Regions from separate parts of the Homo sapiens genome. Here region 1 is linked to region 2. Evidence: read pairs that join two places in POLR2A ChIA-PET (ENCODE). Cell type or tissue: CD4-positive, alpha-beta T cell. All regions are shown on one strand. Links, peaks and the distances in the headings refer to the core of each region. The heading gives the core; the rest is flanking DNA. Region 1 has its middle 6.3 kb from the start of GTPBP8. Region 2 overlaps LINC02042 (long intergenic non-protein coding RNA 2042).

What was found. Peaks named below come from ENCODE experiments on the same cell type or tissue, not always from the same donor. Only the 100,000 strongest peaks of a DNase experiment are listed, where the experiment ranks them.
Region 1: POLR2A ChIA-PET joins it to region 2 with 9 read pairs; 14 of 35 experiments call an interaction of 5 or more read pairs at or near these places.

Annotation. Positions count from the first base shown.
Region 1 is chr3:112,983,303-112,986,120 of GRCh38, forward strand. No RefSeq gene overlaps it. Among named protein-coding and RNA genes, the nearest start is that of GTPBP8, 6.3 kb to the right of the region's middle. In CD4-positive, alpha-beta T cell, for the core only: no CTCF peak of the experiment used is centred there; a DNase peak (open chromatin) is centred at 1,369; H3K27ac peaks cover 1,217 bases.
Region 2 is chr3:112,739,379-112,742,196 of GRCh38, forward strand. It overlaps LINC02042 (long intergenic non-protein coding RNA 2042), which reads right to left. Exons shown (of 5, transcript NR_110017.1): 2 at 2,321-2,537; 3 at 316-1,633. Among named protein-coding and RNA genes, the nearest start is that of MIR9900, 3.7 kb to the left of the region's middle. In CD4-positive, alpha-beta T cell, for the core only: no CTCF peak of the experiment used is centred there; a DNase peak (open chromatin) is centred at 1,573; H3K27ac peaks cover 2,336 bases.

The DNA.
Region 1 (2,818 bases), core at 229-2,728, 240 kb after region 2:
TCAGCCTCCCAAGTAGTTGGGATTGTGGGCGTGCACCACCATACCTGGCTAATTTTTTGCATTTACAGTAGAGAAAGGGGTTTCATCATGTTAGCCAGGCTGGTCTCCTACTCCTGGCCTCAAATCGATCTGCCCACCTCGGCCTCCCAAAGTGCTGGGATTACAGGACCAAGCCACCATGCCCAACTCTTACAATACTGTTATTTAAATTTCTTCTTTTCACCTTCGCAGCTCTTAACTTTTAAATTCTTTATATTTTTTATCCCTTCCTAATATTTATTGAAATATTCTCCAATCTAATTATCCTGCTATTTTGTTCTTTGAGTTGATAATATTATTCAACTATTAAACACATCCATTGAGAAATTTACTTCACAATAATATAATTCATATCTAATATGTTCAACTGGTACTTCTTAGAAGCTTCCTGTTTCATGTTTGCCATATATTCCCTTATCTCTGAGGATATTTTCTGTTTTTATTTAAATTCTTTGCCCACCAAGTCCATTCATTCTGATTACTTCTAGAATGAATTATCTTTTTCTTACTTTTTCTTCTATTGCTTGTGGGTTCATAATGTGAGTTCGTGAGATTATACTATTATGGTAAAATCAGCTATCTTTTAAAAAAAATCAGCTATCTTGGTAAATAACAGATACCTAGAGAGAGGAGTGAAAGGCTAGGTTCTGACTTGCACTAGTCTAGGCAGAAGAGAGATATATCACAGCATTCTGGGCTCAACCACTCGTGCGCCTGCCACCCATGAGATCCTGCCTATTAGGTAACCACCTAGTACCACTACACCAGGCATTATTCCTTTCTAGAGAGTAATCACAAAACATTGTTTGAATCTGATTGTCCAGCCCCTAGAGGAGGATGGGTAAGGAGGTTGGAGGGAATGTTCAAGGACATTGCTGCACTCAACTCCAGCTAAACCTGATGTTCATACCAGTTGAATCACCAATTCATTGCACTCCTCTCCAGAGGCCCCATACTTTATTACAGGTGGCTGAGACAGCAGCTTTGATTATAACCTCCTTCCACAGGAAGAATTCTAGTTTTGCCATGTCCTATTAAAATGACTAGAGAAAGTCTGTCCCACTTTTCTCAAAAATCTCCAGAGAAATCACTTGTATTTAGAGCAGAACCTGGAATACATCTTTCCTACAAGTATACAATCTCACAATAAGTGCAGGTGAGAAACTTCTCATTTTTAAATGTTTTTATCTTTTAATCTATGTGCAGAAAACAGTTCATATAGCAGGCCTGTGGCTGCTACCCTTAGAAAGATTTGTTTACAAGATTGGCACTGGGCTGACATTTGAGAACTTGACTGGTAAACAGTTTCCTTGCATGGCACAGAGCCAACTTTCCATTCATGAGTGGCTCACTGTATCTAAACTATTTGAACAAACAAGTGGTACATACTGATGCTGCTTTCCTTCTGCAAATCTGAACTTTCAGTGACTATAGTCAGTCACACAGGCACTAGATGCCTATATGAACAGCGCTCGGTAAAAACCCTGGACTCCTAGACTCAGGTGAGCTTTGCTAGTAGACAACATTTCACACATGTTGTTAAAACTCATTGCTGGCAGAATTAATTGCATCCTGTGCAACTTAGGGGACAATTAGAAGCTTGTGCCTGGCTTCCTCCAAACTTCACTTTGAGTGCCTTTTCCCCTTGCCAGGCTTGCTTTGTATTCTTTTGTTGTTGTAAATTATAGGCATAAGTACAACTATATGCTGAGTTCTGTGCATCCTTGCTCGCCTCATTTGGGAGCTAGTCTTGGGAACACCTGACACACTCTACCTATGAATAAGTTAAAAATTTGAATATACATCAATATATCTGCCTGTGAATGTTGCCTCATCTCCTCAGGGTGTTAGAGAACATTCCATTCACTTCCAACAAGGCAACAAGATATAAACTAGATGTGTACTACAAAGTAAACTTGCCCACTAAAATAACCTTGCTTAACACACAACAAGAATTAAAATGTTAACGAATTAATCAGTCAGAACAGCAAAATCCATACTATTTTCCAAAAACAATTTTAAAAAAACCCTCTGAGCTTGTTACTGATATAAAAACACAACCTGAATATGGTAAATAGTGTTCCAAATTATTTTAATAGCACTTGTATGACACAGAGCCAAATGCAAAATTACGAATGAAAAAAATTAAGACCACTTAAAGCAATCATTTCTCCCTCTATTGATAAAAACAACCTTGAAAGAAGTGAACCTTTACTCCTCCTCCAGAATCCAAATCACTCTACAAACTCACCTCCTACCTATGATTACTGTCTGATGGTTAATCTCCAGATCTCTTTAGAGAAATCTGTCAGTGCAGTAGGCACAACCTTAAAAGAAAGCTCAAACAACTTCTCTGAAAAAGAAACAACTTCTCTAAATTTAGATATATTCTCTAAAGACACATTAATCAGATATTTAAAAAGCTCAATGCTTTCATGAGCTCCAAAGACTAAAATCATGGAAAATAGGTCTCTATTGGTTCTTGAATTATAGTAAAATAATAAATCTCAAGAATAATAATTTATGCCCTAATTAAGAAATTAAGCCTGGGCGTGGTGGCTCATGCCTGTAATCCCAACATTTTGGGAGGCTAAGGCAGGATGATTTCTTGAGGCTAGGAGTTCAAAACTGACCTCAGCAACATAGTGAGACTCTGTCTCTCCAAAAAAAAAAAGCACACACACACAAAAAAACTTTGTAAAATTAGCCAAGGGTGGTTGAGTGCCTGTCGTCTCAGCTACTTAGGAGGCTGAGGCAGGAAGATCACTTGAGCCCAGGA
Region 2 (2,818 bases), core at 35-2,534:
TATTTGGTGACAGAAACAGCATGATCTGGTTCCTGACTCACTCAGCCTCTCCCTGGCCCCAAAATAGCTCCTGAAATGCTTTTTCAAGCCCCTAGGGCTCCATGAAGCACAGTCTTAAAAACACTGTCTTTTTTATTAGTCGACAGCATGAACAAGTAACAGTAGAAACAAGTTTAACCAAAATGTCCAGAACTGACAAGAATTTATAGTAAGTTAGAAAAAATAAAGGCAAGCATACAGACTTTCAGAAACATAGATATCTCTCCTGAAAAATCTCCCAGAAGTGATAGCCATGAGTCAAATATTACATTTTACCTTTGAAAGTCCAAACTGTAGTGAGTTATCCATAACCTTCTGTGGTTCCACCCAATTTTGTGTTTTGCATGTTTTGAGAGAAATGCAGAATTTCCTGTAGGGTGCTGTGGTTTTCATTGCTTGGTTGATGTTGTGAACATCCAGGGCCAGCTTTCCTCAAGTTCAAAGACAGGAAAACACAAGACACCAATGAAGAAGTTACAAACCTCCCAATACTCTAGTGACCCTGACTTAGAAGGGCCAGGTAGCTGAAAACAGTGACCTGATCAGTCAGAGAAAGTAGAATGGGACCTCTTTAGCACTAATACTTGAAAGAACATGCTACAGCCTCATGTCATGTGCTAGACAAGACATTGGAGCTCCCAAAAAATTGCCTGGGTACAGCAGTCAGTGCAGCCCAGGAAGTTTGTGCAGTTGAGGACACTGAAAAGGTAGAGTGCCAAGGGGCCCATCCATAGGTCAAAGTGGGCACATGGTGAACTCTCAAGATGAGGAGCTTAGTTGTAGCTTTGCTGAGTTCATGGAGAAGACAGGACATGCAATTCACTTATTAAAGTGCCAAAAAGTTGAAAGAATCATGGCTTTGTGTCCTGACTTTCCTGGTCGCATTCTCTCATCTACATAGCAGATGGACTCCCCTCTGGGCTGACAACCTTAGTATGGTTTATATGGCTTGAATTAGTAAATGCTACTCCAAGGTATTGCCATTCCATTTGTCTTCACCCATAGATTTCTCTTTTTCTTTTTTTCTTTTTGAGACAGAGTATCACTCTGTCACTCAGGCTGGAGTGCAGTGGTGCCATCTCGGCTCACTGCAACATCTGCCTCCTGGGTTCAAGGGATTCTCCTGACTCAGCCTCCTGAATAGCTGGGATTACAGCCACCCACCACCACACCCAGCTGATTTTTGTATTTTTAGTAAAGATGGGGTTTTGCCATGTTGGCCAGGCTGGTCTCAAGCTCCTGACCTCAGGTGATCCACCCACCTTGGCCTCCCAGAGTGCTGGGATTACAGGCGTGAGCCACTGCGCCCAGCCTGATTTCTGTTTTTCTTTAATTGCAGAAGCTCTAATATGTAAGTTGGAGGATTCTTATTTCACTATAAATTTATCTTTTTGAGTCTTGCAAACAACAGAGGAGGTGGGTAGGAGAATAGGAAATACTTTAAAGAATCGGAGAGGACATCTCTTCAATCTGAGGTAGCAGCTATGTTTGATTTCATTTTTCCACTGCTCCGAATGATCTTCTCTTCAAATCATGTGACTTATGAGATAGTGACAGATAACACAGGAGTTCATGATTGCTGCATCATTTTCATCTAGAAAGATCTCAGTGCAACTTGTAAGATTTATATCGCTTTCTAGCTGTGAGTTACAAATTCAACAATATACTTTTGCAACAGCACTTTAAAGACAGATAACCTCAACATTTCGCAAAATAATTTTGAAATAATATGTTTGAACATCAACTCTGATGCTGTTAAAGGAACCTAGCAGATGTGTCTTTAATTTAAAGCAATAGACTCTTTCATTAAAACTCTGGAAAGGGCTGGGGACCATTCTTTCTACTTTAGATACACGTGAAATTTAGGCCCAGAAATGTTAGAAGGTGTTGTAAATTCTGTGACTACACTCCAATTTTCTAGGTTGCTGACCTTTCACCTGTCCATTAAATTAGGGTTCATTCAAATGGAGTTTTTTTCAGAGGTAAGATCTTTCATAGTTTTTCATACCACAAAATGTTCTATCCCCACTTAGAGAATTAAAACAAACAAACAAAAAACAGGTAAAACTTGACATAGGGGTAAGAAAATTAAACCACCTTTTGTTATTTTGAGATTTCCAAACCAAGTCTGTGCTGTCCTAAAAAGTACTACCACCTACAATATTAAGTTATAGGGGAAAGACTTTTTTAAATATTAATTGTCCTTCTAGATTATTCTTCTTTCAACCAGAAGACCTAAAAACTGAATATGGACTTAATGAAGATGTCAGATGCTATTTACCTTAGAGTTGGGAGTGCTAGAATCTTAAAATCATTTCATTTTGATTGCCTCCCTAGGAAAGATGATAAGGAGTGACAGAGAGGGAGCTTTGTAGGTCATAGGGTCATAATGAAATGTTCATTTCCATATGCAGAGCCTGAAGATTGAGAAGGGAGGAAGTAGTGAATTGCTTGATAGAACATCTTGCAGTTGACGTATCTGTTGGGCAGTTGGTAACCTAAGAGGAAGCACATCCAGGTGGGATGAAGAGAAAATTGGTGAAGATGATGTGAGATTTATTTTCATTCTCTCAGGTCAGGGAAAAAGATCCAGGAAGGGAAAAAGCATGCAAGTAAAGCAACCTCTGTTGCAAATTATGCTACAAACTCCTAATTACACCATATAAAAGAATTTATGTACTTTTGATGAAAGCTTAGGCTTGGCTTGGCATCAAAGGGAGGTGAAAAGTTTGGGATTCCAGTCAACACTTATGCTGCCCTTCTTTGATGCCACAAAGAT